4 separate regions of the Mus musculus genome follow, and all the other regions are linked to region 4. A link is a loop called in an ENCODE intact Hi-C map of the cell type or tissue named here. Cell type or tissue: heart. All regions are shown on one strand. Links, peaks and the distances in the headings refer to the core of each region. The heading gives the core; the rest is flanking DNA. Region 1 has its middle 22 kb from the start of Tprkb. Region 2 holds the start of Dusp11 (dual specificity phosphatase 11 (RNA/RNP complex 1-interacting)). Region 3 holds the start of Sfxn5 (sideroflexin 5). Region 4 holds the start of Pradc1 (protease-associated domain containing 1).

The links. Hi-C counts contacts between places; a loop is a spot of excess contacts. Peaks named below come from ENCODE experiments on the same cell type or tissue, not always from the same donor. Only the 100,000 strongest peaks of a DNase experiment are listed, where the experiment ranks them.
Region 1: a loop joins it to region 4, with 2.4 times the contacts of the local background. A loop is called at or near these places in 2 of 42 quality-filtered maps.
Region 2: it touches region 4 in a loop (5-fold over the local background); 4 of 42 quality-filtered maps call a loop at or near these places.
Region 3: it touches region 4 in a loop (2.7-fold over the local background); 2 of 42 quality-filtered maps call a loop at or near these places.

Annotation. Positions count from the first base shown.
Region 1 is chr6:85,934,155-85,941,855 of GRCm38, reverse strand. It overlaps the pseudogene Gm7542. Among named protein-coding and RNA genes, the nearest start is that of Tprkb, 22 kb to the right of the region's middle. In heart, for the core only: a CTCF peak has its summit at 4,835 (motif pointing left); a DNase peak (open chromatin) is centred at 4,745; H3K4me3 peaks cover 1,336 bases; H3K27ac peaks cover 1,524 bases.
Region 2 is chr6:85,958,521-85,966,386 of GRCm38, reverse strand. It overlaps Dusp11 (dual specificity phosphatase 11 (RNA/RNP complex 1-interacting)), which reads left to right and starts at 4,720. Exons shown (of 9, transcript NM_028099.4): 1 at 4,720-4,949; 2 at 7,096-7,171; 3 at 7,672-7,803. The coding sequence starts at 4,852. In heart, for the core only: no CTCF peak of the experiment used is centred there; DNase peaks (open chromatin) are centred at 4,416, 4,716 and 5,146; H3K4me3 peaks cover 2,875 bases; H3K27ac peaks cover 1,751 bases.
Region 3 is chr6:85,329,123-85,336,988 of GRCm38, reverse strand. It overlaps Sfxn5 (sideroflexin 5), which reads left to right and starts at 3,567. Exons shown (of 14, transcript NM_178639.4): 1 at 3,567-3,681. The coding sequence starts at 3,574. It overlaps Rab11fip5 (RAB11 family interacting protein 5 (class I)), which reads left to right. Exons shown (of 6, transcript NM_001003955.2): 6 at 1-2,027. Mir705 (microRNA 705) reads left to right here and starts at 616; the gene lies at 616-697. In heart, for the core only: no CTCF peak of the experiment used is centred there; DNase peaks (open chromatin) are centred at 3,528, 3,878, 4,408, 5,558 and 1 weaker place; H3K4me3 peaks cover 2,430 bases; H3K27ac peaks cover 1,930 bases; H3K27me3 peaks cover 1,243 bases.
Region 4 is chr6:85,446,998-85,454,863 of GRCm38, reverse strand. It overlaps Pradc1 (protease-associated domain containing 1), which reads left to right and starts at 3,562. Exons shown (of 5, transcript NM_001163427.1): 1 at 3,562-3,751; 2 at 6,273-6,373; 3 at 6,819-6,928; 4 at 7,176-7,343; 5 at 7,567-7,866. The coding sequence starts at 3,685. The coding sequence ends at 7,687. Cct7 (chaperonin containing Tcp1, subunit 7 (eta)) reads right to left here and starts at 3,359. Exons shown (of 12, transcript NM_007638.4): 1 at 2,737-3,359. The coding sequence starts at 2,742. In heart, for the core only: a CTCF peak has its summit at 3,265; DNase peaks (open chromatin) are centred at 2,953 and 3,473; H3K4me3 peaks cover 3,462 bases; H3K27ac peaks cover 2,946 bases.

The DNA of each region.
Region 1 (7,701 bases), core at 2,702-7,701, 490 kb before region 4:
CAAGCAGGCGAAGGAGCCAGAGCTAGACTCCCTTCTTCCAATGTCCTTATATTGTCTCCAGCAGAAGGTGTAGCCCAGATTAAAGGTGTGTTCCACCACACCTTTAATCCCAGATGAAAGGCATAGCCCAGATTAAAGGTGTGTTCCTTAAACTCGGAGATTCAATCTTCTGGAATCCATAGCCACTATGGCTCAAGATCTTCAAACCAAGATCCAGATAAGGATCTCCAAGCCTCCAGATAAGGTTCACTGGTGAGCCTTCCAATTCCGGATTGTAGTTCATTCCAAATATTGTCAAGTTGACAATCAGGAATAGCCACTACAGTTGGTTAAGACAGGGTTTCTTTGTGTAGAACTGCCTGCCTGTGTCTGGAGTGCTGGGATTAAAGGCATGTACCACCATACCCAGCTCCACATTGTTTTGCAGGGGATGGGAGTTGTTTGTGTTTGGAACAGGGTGTTTTATTAGCATGGAGCTTGCCTGAGTAAGCTGACTGGCCAGCCAGTGTCAGAGATCCACTTGTCCCCACCTTCCATCTCATACCTCCTGAGCTGTCTCTAACTCAAAATTTAGCTATTTTGAATTAAAAAGATATGTTGTCTCACTGTGCTTTTGAAATGATTTTTAAAGATACAATTGATATACATTATAGGTGTTTTAATTTGCTTTGGTATATGTGGTGGTTTGAATAGGTATGGCCCCCATAGACTCATGGGTTTGAATGCTTGGCCCATAGGGAGTGGCACTGTTAAGATGTGTGGCAGGCTTTGAGGCCTAGTCCTATGCTCAAGCTACATCCAGTGTGTCTGCTGCCTGAAGATCAAGATGTAGAACTCTCAGCTCTTTCTCCAGTACCAATGTCTGCTGCATACTGCCATACTGCCATGATGATAATGGACTAAACCTCTCATACTGTAAGCCAGCCTCAAATAAATGTTTTTCTTTGTAAGAGTTGACATGGTCACAGTGTGTCTTCACAGCAATAAAATCAAAACTACATTTGTACATGTGTCTATGTATGAAGCTACAGAAAGTACAGCAAAGCCGGGCAGTGGTAGTGCACATCTTTAATCCCAGCACTTGAGAGGCAGAGGCAGGTGGATTTCTGAGTTCGAGCCCAGCCTGGTCTACAAAGTGAGCTCCAGGACAGCCAGGGCTACACAGAGAAACCCTGTCTTGAAAAAAAAAAAAAAAAAAAAACAACAACAACAAAAAGATGGGCTGGAGAGATGGCTCAGTGGGTAAGAGCACTGATTGTTCTTCTGAAGGTCCTGAGTTCAAATCCCAGCAATCACATGGTGGCTCACAACCACCTGTAATTAGATCTGACGCCCTCTTTTGGTGTGTCTGAAATCAACTACAGTGTACTTATGTATAAGAAGAAGAAGGAGGAGGAGGAGGAGAAGGAGAAGAAGGAAGAAGAAGAAGAAGAAGAAAGAAGAAGAAAGAAGAAGAAGGAAGAAGAAGAAGGAAGAAGAAGGAGGAGAAGAAGAAGAAAGAAGGAGAAGAAGGAGAAGAAGGAAGAAGAAGAAAGAAGAAGAAGGAGGAGGAGGAGGAGAAGGAGAAGAAGGAAGAAGGAGAAGAAGAAGAAGAAGAAGAAGAAGAAGAAGAAGAAGAAGAAGAAGAAGAAGAAGAAGGAGAAGAAGAAGAAGGAGAAGAAGAAAGAAGGAGGAGAAGAAGGAAGAAGGAGAAGGAGAAGAAGGAGAAGAAGGAGAAGAAGGAAGAAGAAAGAAGGAGAAGGAGAAGAAGGAGGAGGAGAAGGAGAAGAAGGAAGAAGAAGAAGGAGAAGAAGAAGAAGAAGAAGAAGAAGGAGAAGGAGGAGGAGGAGGAGGAGGAGGAGGAGGAGGAGGAGGAAGAGGAGGAGGAGGAGGAGGAAGAAAGAAGAAGAAAGAAGAACAGGCTGGCCTCAACCTAACAGAGATCCACCTACCTCTGTCGTGAGTGCTGGGATTAAAGGTGTGCACACCCAGCTCCAAACTATGCTCTATCTCTTGTTGAGACAGGTCTTGCAGCCCTTGGAAATTTGCTCAGTAAACTAGGCTGGCTGGCCAGTGACCCTGGGGCTCCATTGATTCTGCCTTACTTGAGCTGGGATTACACGCACACAACAGGACTCCAGGACCCCACTCTGCCTTTTTTTGTTGTTTTGTTTTGTTTTTTCTTTTTTAAAGATTTATTTAATATATGTGAGTACATTGTTGCTGTCTTCAGACACACCAGAAGAGGGCACCGGATCTCATTACATACAGATGGTTGTGAGCCACCATGTGGTTGCTGGGAATTGAACTCAGGACCTCTGGAAGAGCAATCAGTCCTCTTAACCACTGAGCCATCTCTTCAGCCCCCCCACTCTGCCATTTTATTTTATTTTATTTTATTTTATTTTATTTTATTTTATTTTATTTTATTTTATTTTATTTATGTGGGTTTTAGGGATCCAACTCAGGTATCTGACTTGCAAGGCAAACACTTTTTCAATCCCCAGGGTTCACTTCAATTTTTTTTTAGAGATCAGAAGTGATTTTACCTTTATTTCCTTCACTTTAAGCCAATCATTAAATTTCGCCGTTATTTCTGGGGTAGGGCAGAAGGAAGGCATCATTCAGCATGATGGAGGCCGTGGCCCGGCTGGCCTCACTGGGGAAGCTGGAGGAGCACGGACTGCCTTGCTGGCAGGTAGGTGATGTCCCCAGAGCGGCAGAGCTGGTATGCAATGTCCTCAGCAGCTTCCAGCTTGCATAGCTCAATCAGGCCATAGCCTGCTGTGGCCAGCGAGTTGTCGATCAGCTCAGCTGCCTTGGAGTCACCCTCAGCAGAGATGATGGCCGCCTTCTGCTGCTACAAATCTGGCTCTCTCAGCGTCCTGCTGAGCCACCTGTTTGGCTTCTACTGCCTCTGTGAACTCCTTCTCAAAGATCAGATGTGTCAGGGACACGTCATCCAGGATGAGCCCAAATGTTGCTGCTTGCTCTGTGAGGTCATCGCTCACTTGCCTGGAGATAGCTCTCGCTGGGTAATCAATTCTCCAGCATCAAATCAAGCCACCACTGACATGAGGATCTCCGTGGTGATAAGACAGCAGCACCTGCTCATCATAGTCCTGGCTGATGTTGGTGTAGATACGAGGAAGCTGGCTGGCCACCGGAAGAGGATGAGCAGTGTGACGTTGACGTTGTGCAGATCTTTGCTACTAGTGATGGTACGTTCCGTGGTCGAGAGCAGCTGTCAAAGAAAATTGGCTTCTGTACCCAAGGGATGAGAAAGTGAGTCCCTTCCCCTACCACAATGTCCTGTACTCCATGAAATTGGTCAAAGATGACAGCTCTGTGTCCAGCATCCACATTCTATAAAGCAGAGTTCACGCCTCCTGTAACTGCTAGCACCAAGCTGACCTTTCCATGGACCGAAACACGAGCAGCTCCTTCTGTTGCTTCCACTCACACCTGGCTTTCACTCTGACCTCCACAGGAACCCTCACTTCAAAACTCTAAAGCAGTAAACTTTTGTGAAGTGCTTTTATCATTTTACACAGAGAACTTCAATATATGAAGCTGAGTCCTTTGACACTAGTTTTACATTTCTTCTGTTAAGATAAATCTATTTGTGTAGAATGTCTTTTCTTGAATTTTTACTTCATCCATGACTAAGGTTGAGTCTCTTTTCATATGACTTGTTTTTTTTTTCCTATGACATGTTTTATTTTGTTTTTTGTTAAGTGCTTATAATGCATTTTTAACTAGGTTTTCTTCATTACTTTTTCTGGATGTCAGTCCATATAGATGCATACTGTATAGATGTACAGATGGTTAGACTGTACCACCGTGCCAGGCTCATGTCATAATGAATGTAAAAATTAAAAGCAAAATGAGGTTGTAGTTCAGTGGTAGAGTGTTTACCTACTAGCATAAAATTCAGGGTTCCACTCACGGTTTGTAAGCCTGCAAGCCAGTTTTCTCAGAATTCTAAAACTGTTGCCCGAAGTGCTGCTCTCCCTTGCCGACCTCCTCCAGTCACTGATTCAGACAGCCCTTTCTGGTGTACTTTCTCCACTGTCCTAATTAGGAGAGCAACACTGGCAGCCTGGCGTTCCCACTTTTCCCGTTGTCTTTACTGCACGCATCACCAGACACCTTCCATGCCATGCAAACAAAATACTGATAAAAGACAAACGCCAGCCAAGGAAAATAGAAAACAAGTTATGGCACGTTTCGTCTGCCTGGGAGGCTCAAGGATCACACACGACCTTCCTAACCCACTCTAGATATAAAGATCAACTTTGTTAGGTAAGTCCCGGATGCAAGTCACTGAGGGAGGCTCTGGGTTCCAGGGGTGCTTCCAGTGACTGATGGGAGCAAAGTGAAAACTGATCGTGGGTTCTCCAGTAATGGAAAAAGTGTGCTCACTTTGCTTAGGTTAATACTCTTCTTATCACAGTAAGAAAGTGATTAACATCTACCATAAACCATCAGTAGACTTTACAACCTGACTTCAACTTCCAGTCTCCACCCAAGGATCCCTCCCGCAGGAAGGTTCTAACTAGACTTTGCTGGCACATTCTGCCCTCCCAGGGAGGAGTCAGCGGAAGGAAGCACTCTCCCGATGTTGACCTCCACTTGGGCAGAGACAGCGCTTCTGGACGTGGAGGGGTTTGCTTCCGGGGAACGATCATCTAAGCCGTGCGGCAAAATGAAAGTGGGTTCCGCCCAGCCGGAGCCCCACCTCTTTCCCTGCGGACAGTTTTGCGGGCGAAGTACGCGTGCCTTTGCCCGTGTTTGTCGCGAGCCCCGGTGGAGAGCGACATGGTCTCAGGAGCGCGGCTCCGGACGGAAGGCCGCTCGGCTGCGCGCGCCGGGGCGCCCCCTGCAGGCGATGCCCGAGGCTGAGGCTGGAGGAGCCGCGTGCGGACCGCACAGCCACAGCCAGGCCCAGCGCTGGGAGGGAGGCGTGGCGGAGAGCGGAGTCGCCTCCACCCCAGGCTTTACCGGGGCCAGCGAGCGGCCTTGGCAGGAGGGACCCAGGCAGGAAGCCCTGAGGGTAGTAGGGACGCCCTGTTGGAAAGCCTGACCAGCCTAAGCCGAGGGCAGGCCATGCCATCCGGGTTGGAGAGGAGTCAGGCAGGGTCCAGACTCTACATGCTGGTCCCAGTGACATAAAGTTAGTGCTTTAGCTTCAGCCTGACTTCCTCCTGAAGGACCCTGTGACCACTGCGATAGGCTAGAATTGTATATTGGTGGCCTGATATTGTGTATCAGGAAACTATTTACAAATAGACCCTGCCCCTTTTGTGTTAAAAAATCTTAGGCAATTCCAGCAAGTCAGAAATGAACATTTGACTTTGGTATTTGTTCTCTTCAATATTTTTTCTTTGTGTACAGGTTTTTAAAAATACTATAGTTGGGGCTGGAGAGATGGCTCAGCAGTTAAGAGCACTGGCTGCTCTTCCAGAGGCCCCAGGTTCAGTTCCCAGCACCCACACGGCAGCTCACAGCTGTCTCTAACTCCAGTTCCAGGGGATCTGGTTCTCTCCTACATGCAGGCTAAACTCCAATTCATATAAAAATAAATACATCTTTTTAAAAAAAATACTATAGTTAGTGCTCCATGGCTGTAGTCCCAAGTATTTAGGAGGGAGAAACAAGAGGTGTGTTGAGTTACAGGCCAGCCTGAGCTACGTGATAAAACCTTCACAAAATCCAAAGAATTACAACAATAAAATAGTCGACAATTTTGGATCACCTTTCAGTGACCAAAAGCTTTCTTTTTTGCTTAATAAGTTCTCTCTGTCTTGCTTAAATGAGAGAAAAATTCCACGGTTTTGCTGTGCTTTTGTGGTTCACACATTTTGCATTCATGTGATTTAATTTGAAGCCTTTGCAGTTTCCATTGCTATCAGCATTACAGGTCTGGTCTGGGGGGATAGGAAGGCAGTCTGGGGATTGAATCTGGGGCTTTGTGTAAGTACACATCTGCAGAGCCAACGTTGGGTGAGCCTACATCAGTGGCTCTCAACTTGTGGGCTGTGACCCCCTCTAGTGTTGAAAGATCCTTTCAGAGGGCCCACCTAAGACTATGAGAAAACACATATTTACATTTCAATTCATAACAATAGGAAAATTACAGTCATGGAGTGGTACTACCATAATTTTATGGTTGGGGGTCACCACAGCGTGAGGAACTGTATTAAAGGGTCACAGCATTAGGAAGGTTGAAAACCCGTGGATTAGATGCTGGGCTGCAGGCTGGTCCCTATCTATGAAGCTGTATCCCTAGCTGTATGGTGCTGACTCCTTGTCATTTCTGCCCTAAACGCACCTCAAGGTGATATAGATTTCACTATCTGGGCTGTGTCATAATGGACAGGTCACATGAATCTTAGGCGCACTGTTAGTGCTGATAGTCGATACTGAAAAAAAGTTCCTCTTGCAAACAATAAACCTACTAGGCCCACAGTGTTTTGGACAGAGAAGCCCTCGAGTAATTGAGAATCGTGTTTGTCTTTATGTCTAACTTAGCTATATGACAGGGTTCCTCCTGGGAGCCAGTACTGACTGTTCATTTCCAGGCCACCTTGTTGGCCGGGGACTTTTTTAACGTGCAGCCTGCACACCTCAGGACCTTTGCTTTGCCAGGGCCATCCACGCGCCTCTATCACACCTGGCACTCAGCTTCCCAGCTAAAGGCACTCATGGCTTCCCTCACGTGCATCTGGAACGGGATGTCTGCACTACTGGACTGTGTGCAGGTCCTGTATAACCAGGCCCCTGCTGGTGTTAGTCTCTCCTGTAAAGACCCTGCTTTCTCAAAGATGGTCCAGCCTCAGCAGCATCCCTGCCTCTCTAGCATCCCTGCTCAGGAGACCAACCTTTCCTGAGGTGTAAGCTCTGGGTGTCCTTTCTGAAAAACCTCACTACTTCCATCCCGACATCTCAACATCTTCTCTGGTCCTTGTTACAGCTCTGAGGGTTTTCCATTCTCCCCTGGCTTCAGAAGTCCCTCAAAAAGACCCGCTATAGCTTCTCTACCTCTTTCAGAGAACCTGCTTGCCAGGCTACAGTGGGCCTGAGTAAAAAATGGGGATAGCACGGTTCTCATTGGTCTTCAGGTCAGGGTTTGGGGCAAAGGCAGAGAGCTTCCCTTCCACAGCGTCAGCCGGTAGAGAAAGCTGTCCTTGCTTGTCTTAGGGAAGCAACAGCTCAGCTAACTGATGTGAGAAGCATGATGCGCAAGCTCAGAGCAGCCGGTAGAACTCTTGTAGCTGTCCCTGTCCAGGACCCACCATCTGGATGGCAGCATAGTTGGGGATGAAAAAGGACAGGATGGCTGAGTGAAGGCTGATGGGGAGGAGGAGGAGGAGCAGGAGAGCAACATGGGAAACTTTAGGATGCATTTTATCAGGACCAGGAACAGCACAGACAGAGAAAAGTCCGGAGGAAAGAACCTTCTTGCTGTGGGAGGAACTGACATCAGGCCACTCTGAGCAGTTATGTGCAAGGACTCGGCTGACTTCCAAAAAGGGCAGAGAGATGCTGCAGCATGAGGGGAGTAGTAAGCGGCGTGGCAGGCCTCCCCTGAGGGTGAAGCAGATGGGCAACCACATCCTATTTTTCTCAAAAAATGATTAGCCCAGAGTTCAGAGGTGAATGGACACGGCCGACCTGCTGTCCAGTCTATGACCCTGTGCTTTATGATTAACAAATATC
Region 2 (7,866 bases), core at 1,946-6,945, 510 kb before region 4:
GTGAAACTCACAAAGAATCAACACAGAGTTAAAAATAACTTAATCAAGTGAAACACGTTATACCAGGGGAAGCCCTCATCCGTGCTGCCTTTTATGATAGCTGGCACCATGCCAATGACAGTGTTCCCACAGCTGGTACTGTCATTGAAAGTATAACAACGTAAAAACAGAATTCTAGGCCTTTAGGCCCAGGCTTGGGAATGTGGCCTTTGTAAAGGTATGCTAATCATAAAACAGCGACATTCCTCCACCCACCCGCTTCCTGGGTTCAAAGAGTGCTCATTCAAAGAAAGTCACCCAGAACCTGCAATGCAAATGTGCTATTGTTGGGGGCTCTTAGAAGCTGTCTTGAGAGTTAACACTTACCAGGTATTCCTTGTGACTCTTGTAACTTTGCACTTCCTTGTGACTCTTAACTGGTATTTTTGGTATTTTCCAACAACGCCCTTCCCACCTCCTTAAGTTGTGGTTTCTTCCTTTAAATACCCCTAATCCAGCTACTCGGGGCGCCACGGTCCTCTACCCCTGCGTGGTGTATGACCGTGGGCCCGAGAGCGCTCTTAAATAAAAATCCTCTTGCAATTTGCAACAAGACCGTTTCTCAGTGATTTTGGAGAGTCGCCTCTCCTGAGTCAGAACGTGGGGGAGTCCTCACGTTGTGGGTCTTTCATCATCTGCACTGAATTTGAGTTTGTGGCCAAGTTCAGTTGAATTCTTCATTTGCTCTCATGATAGGAGACAGAGACTGGGTCACTCTGAGAGAGAGAGAAAAAAAAAAAGAGGAAAGAGATTTAACCCTGTTCCAGTCGTGCCAATGGTCAGCACAGATGTGTGTATACCACAGACTGCTCCTCAGGATATCAGAGAAGATAAGACACCAATGCAATGACAACGCAGATGAATCCAGTGAGCAAGTCCAGCTGGAGTAACACAAAGGAAGCAGAGTTGGCACCGGGGACATCTGTGACCTGGAGACCATAATGCAAAGTGGCTCTTGGGGAGAGTTTGGCTTAAACAAACAGCTTAGATATTGGCATTTAGGTAGCTGTGAGTGAGACACTTATCAGAGGGCTGTGCATAACCCAACAGTCACCACACACAGCCTTCTAATATTACCAAGGGACATAGGAGACAACTCAGCTAGGCAGGATCCCAACGCATGCCTTCTACAATGTGATAGGAGCCAGAAGCTAAAGGCATCAAGGCCAGGCACCCTCATTAATTTAGTAAGTAACTATCATACCCAAGTCTATCTCAGCACCTAAGCAACCATGAGAAAGGAAAACTCACTTCCCGATGTTTAAGGATGCTGGGGTCTAGGGCTGAGAAGCAGCAGAAGGAAGAAATAAACTTCCAAGAGCTGCGAGCTCTGTGTATCAGAGTTTGGATTCAGAGGAAATGGAGCAACACAGTGAAAGGATCAAAGCCCAGCGAAAGGATCATACATATCTCATTCTGCTCTAGAGGTCTTTGCATTCACAAATTTTATTTATTATTATACCTAAGTACACTGTAGCTTCAGACGCACCAGAAGAGGGCCTCAGATCTCATTACAGATGGTTGTGAGCCACCATGTGGTGGCTGGGATTTGAACTCAGGACCTTCAGAAGAGCAGTCAGTGCTTTTACCCACTGAGCCATCTCTCCAGCCCTCAAATTCAGACTTCTTGAGGTCTTTTCTTAGAAAATAGGCAACATTGTTTCCATATCTTTTAAAGAGCAAATTCTGTTCTTCAGAGTATAGGGCTTCAAGGAAGCCTTTCCGGGAGCCAGTTAAAACAATTAGTGGATTTTCTTTCATTTATAAACAGGTCTCAACCATAGAGCCATTTTGCTCTCCCAGAACCACATCCCACATACTCTCTGTTTATATTTGGAGGAACACATCACCGAGACCGATTCAGGCATCATCCTTAGCTGCCCAATATGGGTATATAACTCAACACTGGACAAGAAGGCTGCCCCGGGTTGGATAGGTCTGAGAAGACAAAAGCTGAGAATTCTTAATGAGTCCAGCCAGCTATGTCTGATCCACCAAGGAAGGCAGGCCAAGGAGCTTCATGAACTGGCCCCACCCTGATTCCCCAGATCACGCCAGGGAAATGCTCTGGTCTGCTAGGTGGAAAAGGAAGAGGGGGCGATCTGCTTTGTCCTCCTGATTCATGGCAGTCAAAATAAGCTGAGCTTCTCTCAGTTTTTTCCTAGCTGGGCTCTTACTGAGAACAAGGCTTCTTTGTTCATTCCTGTTTAATTATTTTTTATGTCTAAACCATTCCAAGCTTTGTTCTCCAGTCTCTTAACTCCCTCTGCTTCCCTTCAGCAGGAAACAGCCAACTCTGAATCCCCATGACTACTTCAAATTTCCATTCAACAATCTTTCTGGGTTTCACCTCCCTACATTCCATCCTGCCTCTGCGATGTTTATGTGAAGAGGAGCCCCTCTGCCCTTCTGGTGTGCTACTGTATTATTGTCACGTTAGCTTGCCCCTCTTGTCTTTCCTGCCCTCCTCCACTGACTTATTTGGTGTAAACCCATCAGACAACTCCATAGGAGAATGTGGATAAGCCTTGCAGGCATTAGAATCCAGAGGTAAAAAGTATGTATCTTGCAATTACACTTTGACTTATCAAGCATTATTGTCAGAATACTCACCTTACAATTATTGTAAATATTATGAAAAATAAATATAAGCTACATTTAGAAATTTCAAACTAAAAGTTTAAGCTTATTTTAAAATTTGCTGTCATAAATTTCTATAATCTGGGACTTAGTCCACTTCTCTGCAGATGACCTCCCTGTACTTTGGTCTTCCACTTGTACGATTCAGATGTCCCCGGCAAGCACGGGTCCTGAGATTGTGTAGGAACTTCAGACTTGGGCTCCTCTTTTATTTCAGGGTTATTTTTGGTGCTTGCTAAAATATAAAGCCATGATGTCCACAGCTATTGTGACACCTGGCAAAGCGATATCAGTAAAACTGGCTGTGGATGGAAAGGTGAGCTGACAGCATTTTTGACAAATAGAATGAATTGCTTTTTTAAAAGTGTATTTCATCCCAGTAATTTCTTGTCTAGGTATTCAGATGCAGTATACACCTATAGGAATGTTCACACCACAGTGTTTTCTGTAATAGTAGATCAGAAACACAAACCAAACCAAACAAAAACTCCAATCAGGTTAAGGTGGCCCATACCCTTAATTCTAGAGCTGAAAAAGGAGCAGGCCGATCTCTGTGATTTCAAGGGTAGGTTACTCTACAAAGCAAGTTCCAGATCACAGAGCATTACATAATGAGAACTTACCTTAAAACAAAAAAACTCCAAACAGGTAGAGGAATTTCAATATTGGAATGGTTTAAAAAAAAAAAAAAAGTTGGGGGGGGGGTTGGAGAGAAGGCTCAGCAGTTAAGAGCATCGACTGCTCTTCTGAAGGTTGTGAGTTCAAATCCCAGCAATTTCATTTCTACATGGTGGCTCACAACCATCTGTAATAAGATCGGATACCCTCTTCTGGTGTGTCTGAAGACAGCTACAGTGTACTTACATATAATAAATAAATAAATCTTAAAAAAAAAAGTTGGACCGGGCCATGGTGGTGCATGCCTTTAATCCCAGCACTTGGGAGGCAGAGGCAGGCAGATTTCTGAGTCCGAGGCCAGCCTGGTCTACAGAGTGAGTTCCAGGACATTCAGGGCTACACGGAGAAACCCTGTCTCGAAAAAGAAAAAAAAAAGTTGGTATTTTTAATTATGTTGGTTATAATAAGTGTCCTGTGTCATTCAAAATTAGGAAGAATATGTATGTTTCCCTGCCTGTGACACTATACACACATATATGGATGGAGAAATATGTTAAATATATCAAATAAGGAGAAATATGTTGTATAAAACTTTTGATTTATTTCTTTTTGGCGGAAAAAAAAGATACACCCGTGTGAAAGCAAATATCATGTATATACAAAATGTAAACAATTGACAACGTTCACGAAGAATGCAGGGATCAGAGGGTTGGGGCTGGATTGTCTGTTCCTCATTTGGAGCAGTTCGGGTGGCGCTATGAGACCCCAACTTAGAGCGTTTCTCCCTGGAAGGTAAAGCCCCTGGATGTTCCCCAAGCTTGTTTTCCCTGATCTTTAAAAATACAGCTAGAAAGAAGCTCTTTGTTCTCTATAGCCAGCAAAAAGCCTTTTTGTTTCTATACTGTACAACCAGAGATGCCTGCCTTCCTGTGCCGAGGACACGGAGATAAAAATTCAGAAAGAACTCACTCCCCACTCCTGCCTTGTAAATTTCACCAAGGACGCCCAGAAGAGCTCTTCCCAACTCCTCCCACTTCTCCTCCCAACTCCTCCCAACTCTCCTCCCAACTCCTCCTACCTCCTCAGCTAGCTGTTAAAAGTCCCCTAATGTCACCGCTCGGGGTTGAACTCCTCTGCCCTGCACGACAGAGGGACTTCTCCTCAGCTAGCTGATAATAAAACCTCTTGCAGTTTGCATCAGGTGCATCTTTTCTCTCGAGATGTTGGGGTGTTGGCCAGTTCATCCCAGGACTTGAGCAGAGGCCCAGCATCGGGGGTCTTACAGCGCTAGCAATTATTCACATAGCTACAAAACCGGCCTCCAGCTAAGTGCAGCACAGTCGAAACCGAAGGCAGGCTGACAAACCCTACTTTCAGTGCGACGTGTGTCGTCAGCACGGCGGGGCAAGGCGCATGCGCCCTAGCGAGACGTCGACGCGTCGCGTTCCTTTGCGGGCGCCTCTGGATCCCGCGGCCTCTTCTGGCCTCCCTGAAGTCGCCACTTTGGCCGCTCTGGCACGCCTGGCGTTGGGTGGGCGGCATCTCTGCGCCCACATGAACCAGCATTATGGCCGACATGGTCGTGGACGGGGCCGGGACTTTGCTGCCTGTGCCCCACCCAAGAAGAAGGGCAGAAACCACATCCCCGAAAGGTAAGCGCTTTGGTTCCGGGCTTGGCGTTCCGGCTGCCTCGGTGGCCTCGAGTCTCCGAGTGTTCCCTGGCCTCGCGCCCCGCCGCCTCCCAGGGTCCTCCGCGCCGAACCCCACCACACCTCCCCACCCCGCATTCTGGGGTCTTGGGTCTGTCCCGACAGGACTCTGTGGAGCTCGGGCCTGGGCGGAAGTGCGCGGTGGGGCGCGGCTGCCTGTATTGAGGCGTCCCTTGATCTCCGAAGCCACAGGCTTCTGCTTGTGTAGGCGCTGTGCCAGGATCCGGCCCGAGCTGTCGACACCCTTCACTCGGTACCGGCTCGAGGGGTTCTCTTGCTTTCAGGATTCGGAAAGCGGAGGTGTCCTTTGAGGGAGTTAACCCTGCCTGGGCCAAGGGCTAGTTTTAGGATTTTGCTCACTGGTGCAATGAACCCTTTACTTGCGGCTGTTTGCTTCCCCTCTCCGATTTCATCTCCACAAAAAACGTGGCTAGACCGGCCTCTCCCCTTCCTAGAATTCATCAAATCCTTTTTTTTTTTTTTTAATCTCCACAAATAAACAATACCTAAAACTCAGGATCGACAGAATGCTCTGCCCCGACTTCCCGGACTTCAGTAAGCACTTCTTTTTTATGTCTACAAATGAGCACTATCTAAAATTCAGGATGGACGTGATGGCCTCTCTCCCTTCCCAGAGTGGATATCTTTAGATCCTGTCAGCTAACCTCCAACATCATCCCAGTGTAGAACTTGCCTGACAGCTTGCAGAAGACAGCTGTCTGTCCACTGGACAATCCATTTTTAACATACCTTCTATAGTTAACTATTTAACTATTAATTACTAAGTAAAGTATAAGTAAGTTATAAATAAATTGTTTATTGATATTTTAATGTAGCTTATTTCATTATTAAATTATCTATTGGATATAAAATTGTTAACTAAAAATTAAAAATAATTTTAGCTATTGCTTATTTGTGGAGATAAAGCAAGATAAATATCAAGTAGTAATTGTGAGACAGCTCATAGATGTAAGATAAAGCTTGACTTTAAGAATAAAAACCTTCGGGGCAGTTCCAGGACAGCCAGGGCTACACAGAGAAACCCTGTCTTGAAAAATAAAAACAAAAAAAAAGAATAAGAAGCCAACTTCTTGTCATGGTCTGTCACACTAGGTTCCATTGCTCTGGGGCCCACTATGTCTCCAGTCTGTCACCACTCTGTGCTCACTCTCTACTCCAGGGATGTGAATGAACCGGACTTATTTGTAATTCATGGCCATAGACCAACTCAGCTGTGACTCTCCACACTGACTTCTGATTGAACTGAATTTCGGGTTGTAAGAACTGGGAGATTTCTACATATTGAGTTGATTCACTGGTGTGGAAACTAAAAACAATATGCAGTGAAAGTATTGAATTTGAGGTCTGTCAGCCAGTGTGTAGGCATTCATTACTCCTTGCTGGTTAATAGTTTTAGTTACCATAAAAAGTATGAGTTTCATGATGATATTTTCTATATGTATGGCATTCTACTTTGCCCATGTTCACCCACACACATACACCTTCCCCTTTCTCCTGCCCACATTTTGCTAGTTTCTTTCCTCCCCCTAAATAATTCACCACAGTTTTCATGTCTCAAATATGTGTGTGTGTATATATATATATATATATATATATATATATATATATGTATGTATGTATATATTATATATATGTATATTATATGTATGTACATTATATATTTAAAACTAGATTCCACACAGGAGGGGAAATATACACTATTTGTCTTTCCTTTTCTGCCTCTTGTTGCCCCTCCCTCCCTTAGCCCCCTTCCCACTCCGTCATAACCCCCCTTCTATTTTCATGTCTAATATTACCTTAGTATTTGACACGAGGCTGGGTTTGTTAGGCTGTTCTGCTATGGCATTTCTAGGTTTTAGATATTGTTTGTGGAGACCTGTGTGCTCTTTTGTTGTCTTGTATCTGTTTTCAAGATGGGGAGACAGAAAGAAACATAGTAGGTTGCTACTTGTGTGGAATAAATAGGTTAAGAGACATTCTGTATGTGTTAGGTGCCCAGTATCTCGGAGCCTTATTCTTGGAGACAAGGTTGGCATTCAGTTTGACTAACAAATACCCTGTTTCACAGGTGGAAAGACTATCTCCCAGTTGGGCAGCGGATGCCTGGGACTCGTTTCATTGCTTTCAAAGTTCCTTTGCAAAAAGTAAGTGAAAATTAATTTAGGATCTTTTCAGAAATATCAATTCTTGATTGAGAGAATGCTGGCTCTCAATCAAGAATAATTATAATGTGTTATATTTTGTGTCAGCCTGACTAAGCTAGATCATTCAGTATTCACTGTCTTGATATGGTAGTTGCTGTGCTGGAAATTCAGTAGAATGGAGGGAGGTGTTCACTTGTGAATTGCATTGAGATTTTAAGGCTTAGGCAAATAGGAACAAGTTTCTATTTGTTTTTTGTTTTCTTACCTATTTAATGTTGAATAGGACATTCTAAAGTTTTTCAGGCAGGGAGACACAAACACAGGAATATGTATATATTGAAGTGAGCATCTCTTCCCACTAATGGAGGAGAGATGTTGCGAGCTTCCAGGGGAACAGGAACAGCTCTTGAGTCTCACTGTCCTCACCTCAGGGGGCTGGGTAAGTGCATCGTGTGCTACAGGGCTTCAAGTGGGTTTGCTCTCTCTTCACTCTCTGACAGAAATTTGAAGCAAAGCTTATGCCAGAAGAATGCTTTTCCCCTTTGGATCTGTTTAATAAAATACAAGAACAAAATGAAGAACTTGGATTGATAATCGATTTAACATATACTCAGCGCTATTATAAAGTAGAGGTAAGTGGCCCTCTGACTGAATAAAAAAAAAACCCAAAATTCATAGTAATTTAACAGTTTTCA
Region 3 (7,866 bases), core at 1,600-6,599, 120 kb after region 4:
CTGTGTAGTGCCCGCCACTGACTGCTCTCACCTGAGTAGGGCAAGCCTGCTCTCATGGTGACTCTCTGCACCCCTCCCCATCCTGCCTCTGCTCTGGCTGCTGGAAGGGGCTCTTTGAACTCCCACTGGAGCCTTGGGTCTTCCCTACCTGACCATTCTCACACGCGAGGTTATGGGGCTCCCCAGAGAATTGCAACAAGGTTGTTAGCTGTCAAGATGGAGCAGGAGTGAGCTCTGGGTTCTGGGGTGAGCTGAATTATCTAAGGCAACACTGTTGACAGCACAGCTCACCCCATGAGGCTGGTCATTTGTTTCTCCTCTTGACCAACTCTTCATCTCCATTGCCTTCTGGCACCTGGAGGGTCTCCTAGGCCACTGGGACAGGGATGGGAACTAAGCTGCTTGCTTTTCTGTGCACTGTAGACAACCAGGGCACCTACACTTCAGCCTTGTGCCTATACCCTAAGAGCAAGGAGCCTGTGTGTTTTCGTCTTGTCTCTCTGTCTAGAGCATGTACACAGGGTGGTGGTGGTGGTGGGGGGTGGTGGTGGTGGTGGTGGTGGTATGTGCCTATTCCTCAGCTGCCCCCTGCCCCTCTTCAGACCCTCCCACTCCATGTCCCAGTAGTGGTGGGAGGTGGGGTGGGCACAGAGGGAATGACTTCTTTCTCCTGCAGTCCTCCCTACCTCCCTAACATGAAACCCTCCAGGTTGGGGTTTGGGGCTGCTCATGTTTTGTGGACCAGGCCTCCATTCATGTCTGTTAACACTCGTCAGATGCCAAAACTGTGCTGCTGTGGGCTCAGAACATTTGGAAACCAATTAAACGTGCCTTTTGTGGGTGAGGACAAGAGCCTCTGGATGTAGATGTCTCTCTGGCCATGGTGTCCCCTCCCTCCTGTTGAGCACGTGAAAACGGCTGTGAGGGTCCTGAAAGGGGGCTGTGGACCACGCTGTTTACTACCCCGAGAAGTACCTCAGCTAAGGCTCTGGCCAACCTGCTTTGGAGGTGTCCTAAGCCGCCTTCCCACTTCCTGGTCCTCCCTTGACCCTTATTTGGAGCATCCTGGTAAAAAAATCTAGTGCACAGTAGGTCTGGGGCTATCCTGCACCTTACTGTGTCTGACCTTGGGTCCCAGTTATGCTGGACCAGTGGGTTTGTCTGGAAGCAGGAGGCTTCATTCTGCTTTAGGAGACACCTGAGCTTAGGAAAATGCCCGTGGCTCTCCAGCTGTTCTGTCCTTGTTGTACAGTCCCTCCTGCTCACCAATCCCTCCTGTCTTGCCTGGCTTGGCTGAAGTGCATTCAAGTGAAGTCAGGTATCTGCTCTGTGGTCCAGCTTCTAGCTTGCTTGTGAATACTGCCAGTCTCCCTGGCATCCTCGGGGGTCCTTGGTGGCTGTGCATTACAAAAGGTATGAGTGAAGGAGGTGAGATGCTGACAAAAGATTCTTTGGGCCCAGTGGAGAAGCAGTAACGTCTTTCCAGCTGTCTCTTAAAGACAGGGTCATGGGTTCACTCAGAACACCTCAGGAGAATATTCTCTGTGGATGACGTCAGTCTTCTGCCAGCATAGAGCAGATGAACCACAATGGGGTCCACCACTGTGCAGTTACCAACTATAGGTCAACTCAGAGATGAGAAAATAGCCACCAGTTCCCAGAGTTTGGGGGTAGGGTCAGTCCTTGGGTGTTGGAGGTGTCTTTTGAGGAACTGAGTCCCTCTTCTAGGTCTTCCTCTGGGCTTTAATTAGTCCCAGCCCTTCTCTCATCTTTCATCCATCCTTGCTGTTTGGCTTCTCTACATGGCCAGGGCAGGGGTGTCCTGCAGAGAGGTCCTGAACTGAGGCCAGGGTTTTGTTCATTGTCTGATCCTTACCACATACTGCAGAGTGCAGCCAGACAGGCAGCAAGCAGGCACAGCTCTGCTCTGCCCTTTGTCCTCCTAGTTGAAACTCCTGTCTATAAAGAGCTTGTTCTTCATGTTTTGAGCACTTTATGAAGAATAAAAAGATCACGTACCGCAGCCAGCTTGTGTGTTTGTTTTGAAATGAGCGGACAAAGGAGACCGCCTGTGGGAGAGGGCAGTGTGGTTCTCAGGTGACAGAGCTACCGCTCTGAAATCACAGGCAACACTGCCTCATGGCCCGTGTGCCTAGGATGCCTGTGCTCACGGGCACTGATCACAGGCATATTTACTGAGTGTTGGGCCTGGCGGGGTGGGGGGAGTGGATAAAGAGGGCAAGTTTTGTGATTTCTGTCCTGAAGCCACTGAGTTCAGTAAGGAAAGGTAGGATACAAACCAAAAATAAGAACTGTTCTTTGGGTCATTTGTGAGTTCTATTCCATGTGGGTCAGCTATCAGTGAGTGAATGAGCCCTTGGGCCACCAATGGCTCATGCTGTGTCCAGAAGGACAAGAGGGCAACCCCAAGTTAGCTCTGAATCCCACCATGAGACAGAGGCTCCCCTAGAGTCAAGGAGTTATGTCCTGGGTGAAACCATCAACTCCCCATTCTCCATGCCCAGTGTGGCTTATAACCACACCACTTAGCTGGGGCTGCAGTTGCCATTTGGTGCCATTCTGCAGGGGGTGGGGGTGAGGTGTTTATTACCTTGGTATTCTCTACAGCTCCTGGTGCACCCCTGTTGCTGGTCCTCAGTAATTAGGCTTGGACCAAACCTCCTTAGATCAAAAGAAGTAGGGTCTCAGGATGCTTAAGCTCTGGATATTTAAGTCACCCAAAGCATTTGAGTACCTAGTGTCAACCTTCCTATATCTGCACTGAAGATTTATCCATCCCCCTCCCCCACCATACAGTAGGAAAGATATTTAAGCTCATGGTTTGTCTGCTGGCTGGCACCTGTAATCCTGGGACTTGGGAGGCAGAGGAAGAAGGATCACAAGTTTGAGGCCAGCCTGTGCTACATAGTTCCAGGCTAGCCTGAGTTACATGCAAGGAGGCAAGAGAGTGCTGCGTGGTACAAAATCCGGAAGCGGATTTTTGTGGAAGTAGGCTGATGGAACGGATGAACGCGTATGCGGAACCTATAAAAAGAATCGCCTCAGGCCATGATAAAAATGAGCAGAATGTTAAAGGGTCACAGCAGCGTGAGCATGGCTTGTTTCAGAGAGTGGCAGAATGGCTGGAGCCAGGATTTTGATAGAAGAAACGGTAGGAAAATCCCGCAGTGCGACTCCTTGCTGAAGGCCATCCGAATTAACCCCACTCTGCCTGGAGTCCTTGCTTGTCTGATCCCGGGTCGTGTCCGCGTTTGTAGGGGTTCCTTGTCCTAAGACTCAGGCCTACACGTATATCCGCACATGCATTTGCATACATTCTCAGGACTGCAAACGCCTGCTGCTTTAGCGGTAGGAACTAAGACCAGGTCTGCGTGGGTGCAACTCTCTGCAGTCTGAGGTTGTCAGGCTCAGAGCAGGGGAAAACTACACTCCCCAGAAGCCCCTGCGCGCCCGGTTCGCTGCGGTTGCTCACGGCCAATCGGGAGAGGCAACTGTGGCGGGGGCCGAGGAGGGACATTTTAAAAGGGCTGGAGATTGCGGGCGTCAGTGGCCATGGCGGATACAGCAACCACAGCCTCAGCGGCGTCCGCGGCGGCCAGTGCCCCGAACGCCTCCACAGATGCGCCCCCTTTCCAGCTGGGCAAGCCCCGCTTCCAGCAGGTGAGGTTCGGGATGCGACGAGCGGGTGGAAGGGAGACACAGGGAAGGGCACGGAGCCAAATCTCTTGCAAAGTCACTTCAGCTCGAGGGTCTCCAACCCGCGGCCACCAGAGCCTACAGCTAGTGCGGGGACCTTGGCTGTAGCCGCTCCTTTCCTATTGGGCAACAGGATGGGCGAGGTCTCCCTCTCTGGTTTCCTATTGGCGGGTGGCACAGTCATTCCGCGGATGCCCGCGCCCTGGCACAGCCCCCGTCCTAGTCGCTCGATGATTGGCCACGCGGGTCGCGGTCCAGGGTCCGAGCGGCTCTGAAGGGGTCGCTCTGGCAAATGCGCCCTAGGCGCAAAGTTCCCGTCTTGTGATGCATGGGCCGGTGGTGTGGCCGGTATGCTCCTCAACTTCTCCCCGAGTGGGACTGACCTTTCTTGTGAGCTGCGGGACAGTCTCCGGGCAAAACTCCCTGGGCACGCCCCATGGTCATGCTCCGGTTCCTCAACCTCCAGCAAGGTGCTGCGTGTGCCCTAGGATGGGACCGCGTGCACCGGTACAGCGACCTGATCTCTGTCCGGGGGCCTGGGGCTTCAGTGATGAGACCAGCCGGACAGCTAGTGCGTTCTGCGGGGATGCGGCTGGGACAACGCGGAGAGAGCCCGGTGCGGGGAAACGCTGTGTCATTCTCCGAAGCTGAGCTCTCCTCCCAAGGGTCCCAAGTGCGCCCCAGTCCTACTTGCGCTGCTCCCGGCCGCTGCGCAGCGCTGGCCCCCATCCACACCCGCTTGGGCTCTTCAGGGTGCACCGTGACTATGATTAACCTTACTTGGGGACACGCCAACCCAAGAAACCCGGGTATCACTAACTCGGCCATGGAACCGGAGGTCCAGGTCTGTGAGCCAGGAGCATGGGAGCTTAGTTATTACGCCGCAGACCCTCAGACTGCTTCCAGAGCTGAAGTGACCCTGGGCTTGCCAGGAGTGGGGACAGCAGATGTGCTAGAGAAAACTTTGAAGGAAGAAAGAAAATGCTACAAAGGTGGGATGTGGCTGGGTTTAGAAGTGAGAATGGTTCCGAATTCAGCCCCCCCCCCAACTTCGTCGAACTAAGCTTTCTGAGAATACGTCCCTAGAGTTTTTTAAAATAGGACTTGTTTTCTTTCAAAAATAGACATGTCTCTGCATGGAGGAATCTGGAGAGACTTAATGTCCCAGCTAGTGTAAAATGCCACCAAATATTGAGACGCTGTCAGGGGTGTTTGTGCCTAACCTTGAGTGATCCTCCATTTGTCCCCACCCCCATTCTACGCATCCTTAAGTAAGCCTGCACTCCCGACTGGGAAACACTTGCTGTCTTTGGAACCCCCACCCCAGTTGTCCTATCAAGAACGCCAAACTCCGCTCTGAACCCCCCAGTGGGAGCCTCGCAGATGCAGATTACTCTTCCAAAGTATTCCCTAGGTCCTTTTCCGGATAAAAAGTGGTTGTTGATCTTACCCCAGGCAATTGGGTTTTTAATAACACGAACTGAGTAAGGGCTTTTCCCCCAATGTCTGGTGTCTGGTATCTGGAATCTGGATGGCTCATGGGTCATCCATCTACCCAACATTTACTGAGTACCTTGTATTGGCTTCCTGCCCTGGGCTCTTCACTCTTGTGGAGTGTGTTTGGGGAGGATTAGTTTCTGCAGCTGTTCACATCTGTGGAGTATGCAGTGGCCTCTGCAGAGGCCTCCAATGTTGGCATCCTAGTGGTCTGATAAGAAAGGGTGCTGAGCAGGTCTGAGTCACCGGTGCTGAGAACGTCTGTTTCTTCCACACCTGCTCCTCCCTCTGCAAACAGCTCAGCCTGCCACCCAAGAACTAGAGTCTTAAGCCTCCATTCATCTCTGCTACTCCCAGTCCTCCCCTTCTCCCCCACAGCTCTCCTAGCCTCCCTCTCCAAGGCTAACCCAGTCCACACGTTTATTTTTTTGGCCGACATGGGAACCTCCGACAGGTTCCTGGGTTTCCAGTCCTGCTCTGGCCGTCTCCCAGCTCCTCCTTTTCCTCTATGGCAGAGTCCCAACAGTGCAGGTCTGATCAGGTGATTCCCATCCATGCAGCAGTCTTTAACAGCCTGCACTGCTTTCCTCTATTTGTGAGATTTAGACCTCACATCTGAAGGGACCCAAAGTTTTTCAGGGCCCACTCCTTAACATTTGACTCCCCACTCACCCCCTTCTTTACACCATTCTAGCAGTTTTTAACCCTCGGGCTTATCCTGTTCTTTCCCATGCCTGGGCTACCCACTGGAACATGTCTTGTCTCTTGCTCTCAATTCTTTTTGAGCACCTCTTCATCCCTACGTTATCCACAAATCATCATTTCCTCGAAGGAGCCTCACACCCTTGGCTTATTTGTTACCATGTTTCTTCCATTCCATCATATGGGATCAGGGACTGTGCCTACCTTCTCTCGGTGTTGTTAGGTTAGGTTATCACATTAACAGATTGTCTGGATGGATGAGGTGTGTCTCAGAGCTTTGTGAATGAGTGGGGCTGGGGTCTCCTATGGGGTTTGTGAAATTGAATGAAATTGAGCTACAAGCCTTTGATTTCAGCAGTTGGCCAAATTGTATCTAAATTGTTCCTTAGGAATTTTGGAAGATGGCAACAAAATTGTTCTAGTCTTTAAGAAAAAATTCTAAAGTCAGTAGTTTGCCACATTCTTCTGAGTGGACAGGTTCCTTCCCCGGGCTGGTCTCAAAATTCTCCATGTATGACCTTGCATATCTGACCCTCTGCCTCTACCTCCAGACATGAGCAGCCCCGGTGTTTATGTGGTACTGGAGGTAGAATCCAGTTTTGCACATGCTAAACAAGTCTTCTGTCAACGAAGCTACATTCTTTGCCTGGGCACAGTTATCTTCCTCTGGATCCTGGGTCCTGTTCTCAGTGTTTGGCACACAGTAGGTGTCTAATGACTGCTGATAGTGGACCTCACTGACCTAGAAGATTCTGTTGACAGTGTGTCATAAACCATGGTCCACTTTTAGAGCTCCATCCCAATCCTCAGGGTCTCCTTGGGCCTCAAACTTCCTATGTAGTCACAAATGACCCTGAACTTGTAGCTCTCTTGCCTCCACCTCTGAAGCACAGGGGTGACAGGTGTTCCAACAGCACACCTAGTTTTATGGGTGCTGGGGACCAAACCCAAGGCTTTGTGCATGCTAGGCAAACACTCTACTAATTGAGCTACAGCCCTAGTCCTAGTGCTTTTTGTAGGATTGGGAACTGAGGTCTTACTTGGCTCTGGAAGTCCTTTCTCACCTCCCTGATCAAAGGTCTCTCTGTAAAGGAGGGCAGGGGAGAGGCAGCAACCAAGCAAGGTCAGAGGGTAGGAAAAGGGTGATGGATTGGTTTTGTCTATGGCTGCCTTTCTCTCCATAAGATGTTGATGATGGCCAACAGTCCCCTACCCCTTTTTGAATATTGGCTTATGAAAATTTTACGGCCCTTTGCGACAGGTACAATGACCTTTAGTTTTCATGTAATAACGTTGCCATTCACAGATTCAGTGACTTCCCAGGCAGCCAAGTTCCAGAGTCCAGGCTTATTTATTTACTGGCAACTTTTTTTTTTTTTTTTTAAGACAGGTTTTCTCTCCGTAACCCTGGCTGTCCTGGAACTCACTTTGTAGACCAGGTTAGCCTTGAATGTAGAGATCTGCCTGCCTCTGCCTCCTGAGTGCTGGGATTAAAGGTGGTGTCACCACCTGGCTGCTGAGTTAATGTTTTATAGACTTTCAAAGCAAACCAGGAGGTCCAATGAGGCAGGTCAGTGCTGCACATGGCCCTGTGGGTAGGACAGAGGTACTAAAGACCCAAGAGAGATCTCTTTATGTCAGTGTTCCTTATTCTGGAGGTTTTCAACCCCCAAATTACAGCCTTTCATTTTCTAACCCTTGGCTGCTCATCTTTCAACTGCAGCTTTGCCGGGTTAAGACCAACCTTATTTTACCTGTGTTCTTCCCTATTCTTAGCCAACGAATTGCTTTGAAGCAAATCTGAACATCCTGACATTTCACTTACTAGCTAGTGAGTGGGTATATCTAAAAATAAGGGTTTGTGTATGGTGTGCATGCGTGAGTGAGTGCGTGTGTGCGTATGTGTTGCATCTGTGTACTCCTGTGTGTAGAGGCCAGAGGACAACTTCA
Region 4 (7,866 bases), core at 1,008-6,007:
GCCTTGTCTAGAAAAAGAAAAAGAAATAGAAAAAGAAAAGGTATCAAGAGTGAAATGTAAAAATAGATTTGAGGCTGGAGTAACAGCTCAGCAGTTAAGGAGGCTTCCTGTCCTCCCTGAGGATAAAGTTTGGTTTGGAACATCACAACTATCTGTAACTCCATCTCCAAGACTGAATCCACTGCCCTTTTCTGGCCTCCACACATGTCCACATGAATATGAATACATACACACACACACACACTGAAACAAAAGGTTTGAATATGCTGGAGAGCATGCATCAGTCTACTAAGACTGGTTATGTATAAAAGAGGTAAGAGAAGAACTATAAAAAGATTAGGCTGTAGAGTCTTGGAGAATATTAGCAGAGAGAAAGAGAAAGACAAGGGAAGGGGTATATATGCTTCTTAGGTCCAGCCAGGAACACTAGACAATCCCAATTCTATACATTACTTGTTACAGGCAAATTTACCACAAAGTAATAAAAACAATGAAACTGGCATACGAGAAAAGAATGCTGGTCAGGAAACTCCCCTCTATCAGTGTCAGGCATATACTGAAGAGTAAATACCTTCCTTTTCCCAGAGTATCCAGGGTCTCGTGACAAGAAAGGGCTTCTCTATACTCTCAGCATTTTGGGGGGCACTCCTTAGTTCCATCTAGAAGGAAAATGCTTTCCCAAAGGTCCCACAGTCTCATGGTCCTTCTGGAACAAACCTTAGGACAGTCAAGAGCGGTGGTTCTCAGCCTGTGTGTTGTGACACTTTTAGAGTCAAATGGCCCTTTAACAGGCATGGAGACACTGGTATTTATGTTACAACTCATAACAACAGAAAATTAGTCATGAAGCAACAATGCAATGATTTTATGGTTGGGGGTCACCACAACACAAGGAACTATATAAAAGGGTTTCAGTATTAGGAAGGTTGAGAACCACTGATCTAAAGCCAGGCATGGCTGTGCACAGCTATGATCCCAGTGCGTGCTTGGGAGGTGGAGGCAGGAGGACTGCTGTGATATCAAGGCCAGCCACAGGGAAAATAAGGCTGGCAGCAGTACAGTAAGCCAAGCTATGGTTACAAGGTAGGTCCCCTTCTGCCATTCTTTGGCAATAGTACTGCCTAGAACCATTCCTTACTTTCCACCTCACTCTTCTTGTTCCTTCACAAGGGCTTAGTACCCTTAGAACCATAAAAGGCTTTAGTGTTTCGTCTTAATCTTCCTCTCCATTTTCCTTAGATCGTTTAAGGGACTGACTGGAAGAATCTCTTACAACACTGGCTGCTCTTCCAGAACTGGGGTTCCCTCCACTCCTAGCATCCACAAGGTGGGTCACCACATCTGTAACTCTAGTTCCAGAGATCTGACACCTCCATGGGCATTACATGTACATAGTAACCAGGCACACAGTAGTCATAACACCCACATACACTAAATAAAACAAAAGTCAATACTATCTATTAAACAATTAGTTGGAGGAGGCCCTGGAAGTGGCTCAGGGGTAAAGCTGCTAGATGCATAAGCCTAAGCACCAGAACTCATTACAAGTCTGTCATTGTGGTATATATCTGTAATCCCAGAACTGCTACAGCAAGATGGGAGGAAACAAGAGTCACCAGCAGCTCATAAGCTGTAAGTATGCAGCACAGCAGCAGAAACAAGAATCATCAATTTAGGTAAAACCCAAATGTGATGGTCTGGGACCCTTTGATAAAAGGTTTGCTACTTGTTTTGGCCAATGCTGGGCCACTGGTCATATCAGCAGCAATGATGCATATTTTACTGCAGCACATATGACTCATGGATTTATGCCTCAGCTCTGGTCTTCGCCGACCAAATCAATTTCAAGCGCTAGGGGTCAGGGAGCATGGACATGCTTCTGTAGGGACTCCTTCGGAGGAGAAGCTGTAATTTGGTAGCAGAGGGAGGACCTTACAGGTTTCCAAGTCTGTCTGGCATCTACGCATAGGAAGAAGCTGCAAAAGGCAGACAAAGGATTGACACTAAAAAGCAAAACTTAACGAGTGTGCTGATGCCAAACGCACAGGATTCTGTCTTGGAAGTTGACATTGCTCACTAACAACTCAGGTTTATCACAGGGGAACAGGGGAGGTATCTGACGCTGTCGGGGATAAAGGGTGATGCAGGAGGATTACAGGCAGACCTTTAAGAGACTCTCCTGCCTAAAGTACTCAGGTCGTCCCATCTTTGGTACTGTGTACATCAATTGCCCTTTTCCAGCACCAAGTACATTCGGGAGAACTAAAAATGCCCCCAACGAACAGGTTCCAACAGGAACGAAGGATTCTGTCTTTCCACATGCGGGAACGTAAACGACCACAATGCCAGGCAGGGCGTCACTTGGCCCAACCTAAAGACCCTCACGCTGCCTCTGTGCGCCTAGAAGCTCGCGCCTTCACTTCCGCACCTCCCAGGGCGATGTAACCCGGCCTTATGGTAGAGGTACAGAGCTCAACACACACTCGGTTCCGAAAACCCAAGCCTCCATTACGGGGAACAGGCTGAACAAGAGGTCTGTGGTCCCAAGCACCATGAGATCCATGGTTTCCAGGCCCAGCGGCATCGCGAGCCCCATTCGGCTCTCGCCAACAGCTTCAGTTTTGGATCAAGGCCGCCTCCGGCCGGGGAGCGGAAACGAGCCACTGTAGACACTCCGCATGGCGGGCCAGGGCCGCAGGGTCGTGGATGGCAGCGGATGCGCGGAGAGACACTCACCATCATCTTGGAAGCGGCTTCAGGTACCCGCAACTCGTCAGTTGTCCGCCTCGGGGCCGCCCACCCAAGCCCACAATGCTCCGCGCCGGAGAAATGCCCAGAAGCTTCTGGCGAGACGTTAGCCCGGGAGAGGAAGGGGCCGGACCACTTCCGCCACTCTATGGTTAGCTCCCGAGGTAGCCGGCTAGAGGAGTCGGAGGTCCAGGGACGCTCTAGGAACTCGCGTTAGCTTTGGCGGGGGTCATCGAGTCTCGCAGTGCTTTTGGTTTGTAAGGTGCGGTAAGGTCCCGCCTCAGCCCGCGCTCCCAGACGCCATGGTAGACGTGCAATGAGCTATCAGTACTGAACACCGGCTAGGAGAAGCACCTTAGGTGAGTGATCTCACTGCACCTGCTCAGCTCCGTGGCGAGGGAGCTCCGTGAGTTTCACAGGTAGCTTGGGAAGTTGGGAACAGTGTCCCGGGTCACAGGTGCGCGGCCCGCTCGGGCGCAGGAAATTTGCTCGGGTCGGCTTCTAGCTCTGTAGCGCCCCTTATCGGCCGAGGCGGCGCCGTGCCGCCTGCCCCTTCGCGCGAGGCCCGTCTCTGCCTGGGGAGGAGAGCCGTGGATCCCGCGCAACCCCGCGAGCCGCCCACCGCAGGTTCCGGGAGGCGCGTCTATAAGGAGGAGTGCGGGGGCGGGGCCGCGAACTGCAGTTGCTATTAAGAGTTTTGGCCAATCAGCGCCCGGTTCCACTTCTCCTGGCCAATAGGAAGTGGCCTAGGGCGCAGAGGAGGAAAGTGCGGCCACACGAACAGGCGTGGCGGCCAATCAGCCGCTGGCCTCCGTTCTGTGCTCCAACCGGCGCGGAGAGCGGGCCTGAGGGAGGCCGTGGCAGCTGTCAGGCTAAAGTCGGGCGAGGGATCGCGGCGGGACGGCGGCGGCGGCGGCGGCGGGACGGGCCCTGGAGATGAGCCGTGGCGCCGCGGGCTGGTGCTGTCTCGTGCTCTGGCTGCCCACGTGCGTCGCGGCCCACGGTGAGCGGCGACGGACAGGCGGGCGGGGCGGGAATCCAGCGTGCGCGCTTCCCGGGCTGGGGGCCACGGGTCACCTTGGGGACCCCGCGAGTTTGGGCCGCCCAGATCCAGGGACTAGACGGCTGCAGCGGGTGGATGCTGGTTCCCGGGTCAGTGAGTAGGCACAACCTGACAACCCCACCCCTCCCCGTCGAAACAAGAGCTTTCAGCTTTCCTCCCACTGAAGGCGACCCTGGTGACAGCTAGAGATCCAGAACGGAGGATGTGAGCGTTCTTATAGGCAGGAACACACATATGGGCTCACACGCACAGGCACCCACTTACACAACTCGAACATAAATGTACACACCTACGCGTTAAGTGAACACATGCATATACCCGAAGCTTATTAGATAAGCACATCAAATGCCAGACAGGGGTGTGCTTGTGGAAAGGGTTGCCTGGTGTTAATCCAGAAGGCTTCCTGGGGGGGGGGGGGGGTTATCCATCTGATGAAGTGTACCTACACTCAGGACAAAAAGCTGCAAGCCCCCTTAGCTCTGTCTGAGCTGTAATTTGGACCATAGACAGGATCAATTATAGACACAGCAATTGGATTGACTAACAGACCTGAGCTTCCATCCATCAACATTTACTTGCCTTTCTGGCAAGTTTAAAGAATCCAGGGACTCAAATCCAACTGAGAAAAAATATCCTAGCAAAGCTCTCGTGGTTTTTTTGGCCATTCTCTTGTTCAGGACAGCAGAGCTGGGCAGAGTTCTTTGTTTAGTAACCTTTACTGAGCAGCCACTGTGTCCTAGGCACTGGAGATTCATCTCTGTATAAAGCCACATACTTAAGGCTGGAGAGGTGGTTCAGTGGTTAAGAGCACTGACTGCTCTTCCAGAGGTCCTGAGTTCAAGTCCCAGCAACCACATGGTGGCTCACAACCATTTGTAATGGGGATCTGATGCCCTCTTCTGGTGTGTCTGAAGAGAGAGAGACCGTGTATTCACATAAAATAAATAAGTCTTTTTTAAAAAGCCACATACTTAGAATCACTGCTGCGATGAAAGAAGCTGACATAGAATATTATGAATCCACCATAATTACAGAGGAAGTATTAGCTGGGAGAAAGTATATTTTGAATGGGTGGAGGAAGGATAAGGCAGCATCTTTCTGAGAAATGACAGGTAAACTTTTAGGAAGACCCAAAAAGATAAAGACACTGAAAAGCCAGTACAGCTTTAACATGGGAAAGAGGAAACAAGAGTGGAGTGGGTATAGGAGTCAAATCAGGCAGGGCTTTCTACACCACAGCCAACAGCAGCATACACTTTAGTAGGTGAAGGGGACATTGAAGCTCTTGCAGTGGGGCAGGTGGACAGAGGCAGAGAGCTGGACAGACAGCTTGGCAGTTAGGAATACTAGTTGTGCCCGGCAGTGGTGGTGCACGCCTTTAATCCCAGCACTTGGGAGGCAGAGGCAGGCGGATCTTTTGAGTTCGAGGCCAACTTGGTCTACAAAGTGAGTTCCAGGACAGCCAGGGCTATACAGAGAGACCCTGTCTCGAGGAAAAAAAAAAAAAAAGGAATACTAGTTGTTCTTCCATAGGTCCCAGCTCACCACTGTCTGTCCCTCCATTTCTGGGGAGCTGATACCCTCTTACAGACTCGGCTAGCACCAGGCACACACATGGTGCATGAACATATATGCAGCCAAAGCACACATATACATAAAATTTAAATTAAAAATACAAAAAAAATGAAGGCAGATGAGAAGCTGAGGCAGGAGGATTGCTTGAGCCTAGAAGGTTGAAAACCAGTCTGGGCCACATAGCAAAACCCCCATCTGAAAAAGAAGACATGGAAGCAAGGCTAGATAGGTTGGGTCAGGACAAGAGATGACAGTGACTGATCTAGAAGATGTTGGTGAGACCAGAGCAAACTTGTAAGTTTTGGTTAGAAACTTGGGGGCTTCCCTGTCCACTCTGAAACTCTTAGGGCTTCTTCAGGTAAGAGGTGGATGTCAACCCAAGAGCTCCAGGTCTTTGTGGCTCACCTGCTGTGGCAGCAGCAGCAACAAATACAAATCTCCTGCATCCGGTCTGCCTTCCAGTGCAGAAACCAGCTCTCCAGCTGGGCATGGTGATGCATGCCTGTAACCATCATGTTTGGGAGGCAGTCAGGAGGAAGGATTCAAGGCCCACCAAGGAAACAAAACTAGTCCAAAGCCAGCCTGGGCAGTATGAGACCATTAAAAAAAAAAGAGGATTCCTGAGTATGATGGCACACACCTTTAATTCCAGCACTAAGGGTGAGGGTCGGGGCTATCAAAGGCTAGTCAGGGCTACATAGCGAGACTCTGAAAAAATAAGTTAAAATTAAAAACAAAAGTCACGCTCCCTAAGGATTCAGTCAGCTGATGCCAGGGTCTCTGGCCCCAGACCATAGCCCACCCAGTTGAAGACATAAAAGAAGTCCATACTCCAAACCTGAATCAGCCTATTCAGAGAGGCCTTCATCTACACTCTTTCCTTTAGGCTTACGCATCCATGACTACTTATACTTCCAAGTGCTGAGTCCTGGGGATATTCGATACATCTTCACAGCCACACCTGCCAAGGACTTTGGTGGGATATTTGTAAGTTCAAAGATGCCCAGATCTCTGATCTTCAGTCACCTTCTTGCCATCATTTAGTATGGTGGCCCTCTTCCCACTTTTATGCTGGAACAGGGCAAGAAGTAGAATCTAGCTCTGCCTCCCAGGAGCTCCTGCATACTATAAAAACCAGGGAGGGGCTGCCTTTATTAAAAAACCAAGGGCCAACTACCTACTGTCAGTTCTACCTACTTCCCCCTGTCCCTGGGTTATAACCAGCTCCCCTCTCAGAAAGGCACAGGGTGAGGTTGAGTGGTCAGGTGGGACTTTGTGAGAATCAGATTAAAATGCTCAGGTGCTCAGCCACAGAGAAACCACTCCATTTCCTTCCTTCACTCGTTATGAGGCACCAATAGATGTTATTAGCCCATTCCAAAAAGTGTTTTCCTACACTCTTATTTGTCCAAACGTCTAAACGTTTTTTCAGCACACACGGTATGAGCAGATTCACCTCGTCCCTGCTGAACCTCCAGAGGCCTGCGGGGAACTCAGCAACGGCTTCTTTATCCAGGACCAGATCGCTCTGGTGGAAAGGGGGTAAGGAGTGGGCCGGCGTGACACAGGGGAAGGGCAGATTCTGACTACAGCTTATGGTACTTTGAAATGTAGACTTTTAAATAATTCATCCTTTACAAATCTTTAAGAAATGTCTTGTCTACTTTCAGCTATGTACCGATGAACCTCAATACAAGTTCTCTATGGTCCTTTCAGCCTCCCAGAGAGGGTGTAAGGGAGGGGCAGCTAGCACCTGCCTGACTTTTGATCTCATCACCACCTCTTCCAGGGGCTGCTCCTTCCTCTCTAAGACCAGGGTGGTACAGGAGCATGGTGGGCGGGCTGTGATCATCTCGGACAATGCAGTTGACAATGACAGTTTCTACGTGGAGATGATCCAGGATAGTACTCAACGCACAGCTGACATTCCTGCCCTCTTCCTGCTCGGCCGAGATGGGTGAGGGCTCTTTGCTTCTGGCTGGCCATGCTGCACTGGGTGTTGTGACTTGGTGGGGGTCAAAAACAATCACCAGTACCCTCTCACAAGCCCTATCTTGAATATCCCAGTCAGAGGGCAAAAAAGTTCTGAGTTTCTGGAACTCCCAGCATAACTGGGGCAGAGGGCAGTGTTGGGTGCTGAGAAAGTGACCAACGCTATACTGCTCTTCATGCCCTCCCAGCTACATGATCCGCCGTTCTCTGGAACAGCACGGGCTACCATGGGCCATCATCTCTATCCCAGTCAATGTCACCAGTATCCCCACCTTTGAGCTACTGCAACCTCCGTGGACTTTCTGGTAGAAAAGCTGACTCCAGGTTCCAGTGACAAGTGACTCATGGGAAGAGGAAACCCAAGATTCTGCTATTTGGAGTTTGGAGATAGATTCTGAGGACAAGTGGAACCAGAGAGGACAGGGAACCCCTCCTCCTGGCTTTCCCTTCCCCAGGGCCTCAAGGACATCTCATGATTCAGGAAGAGG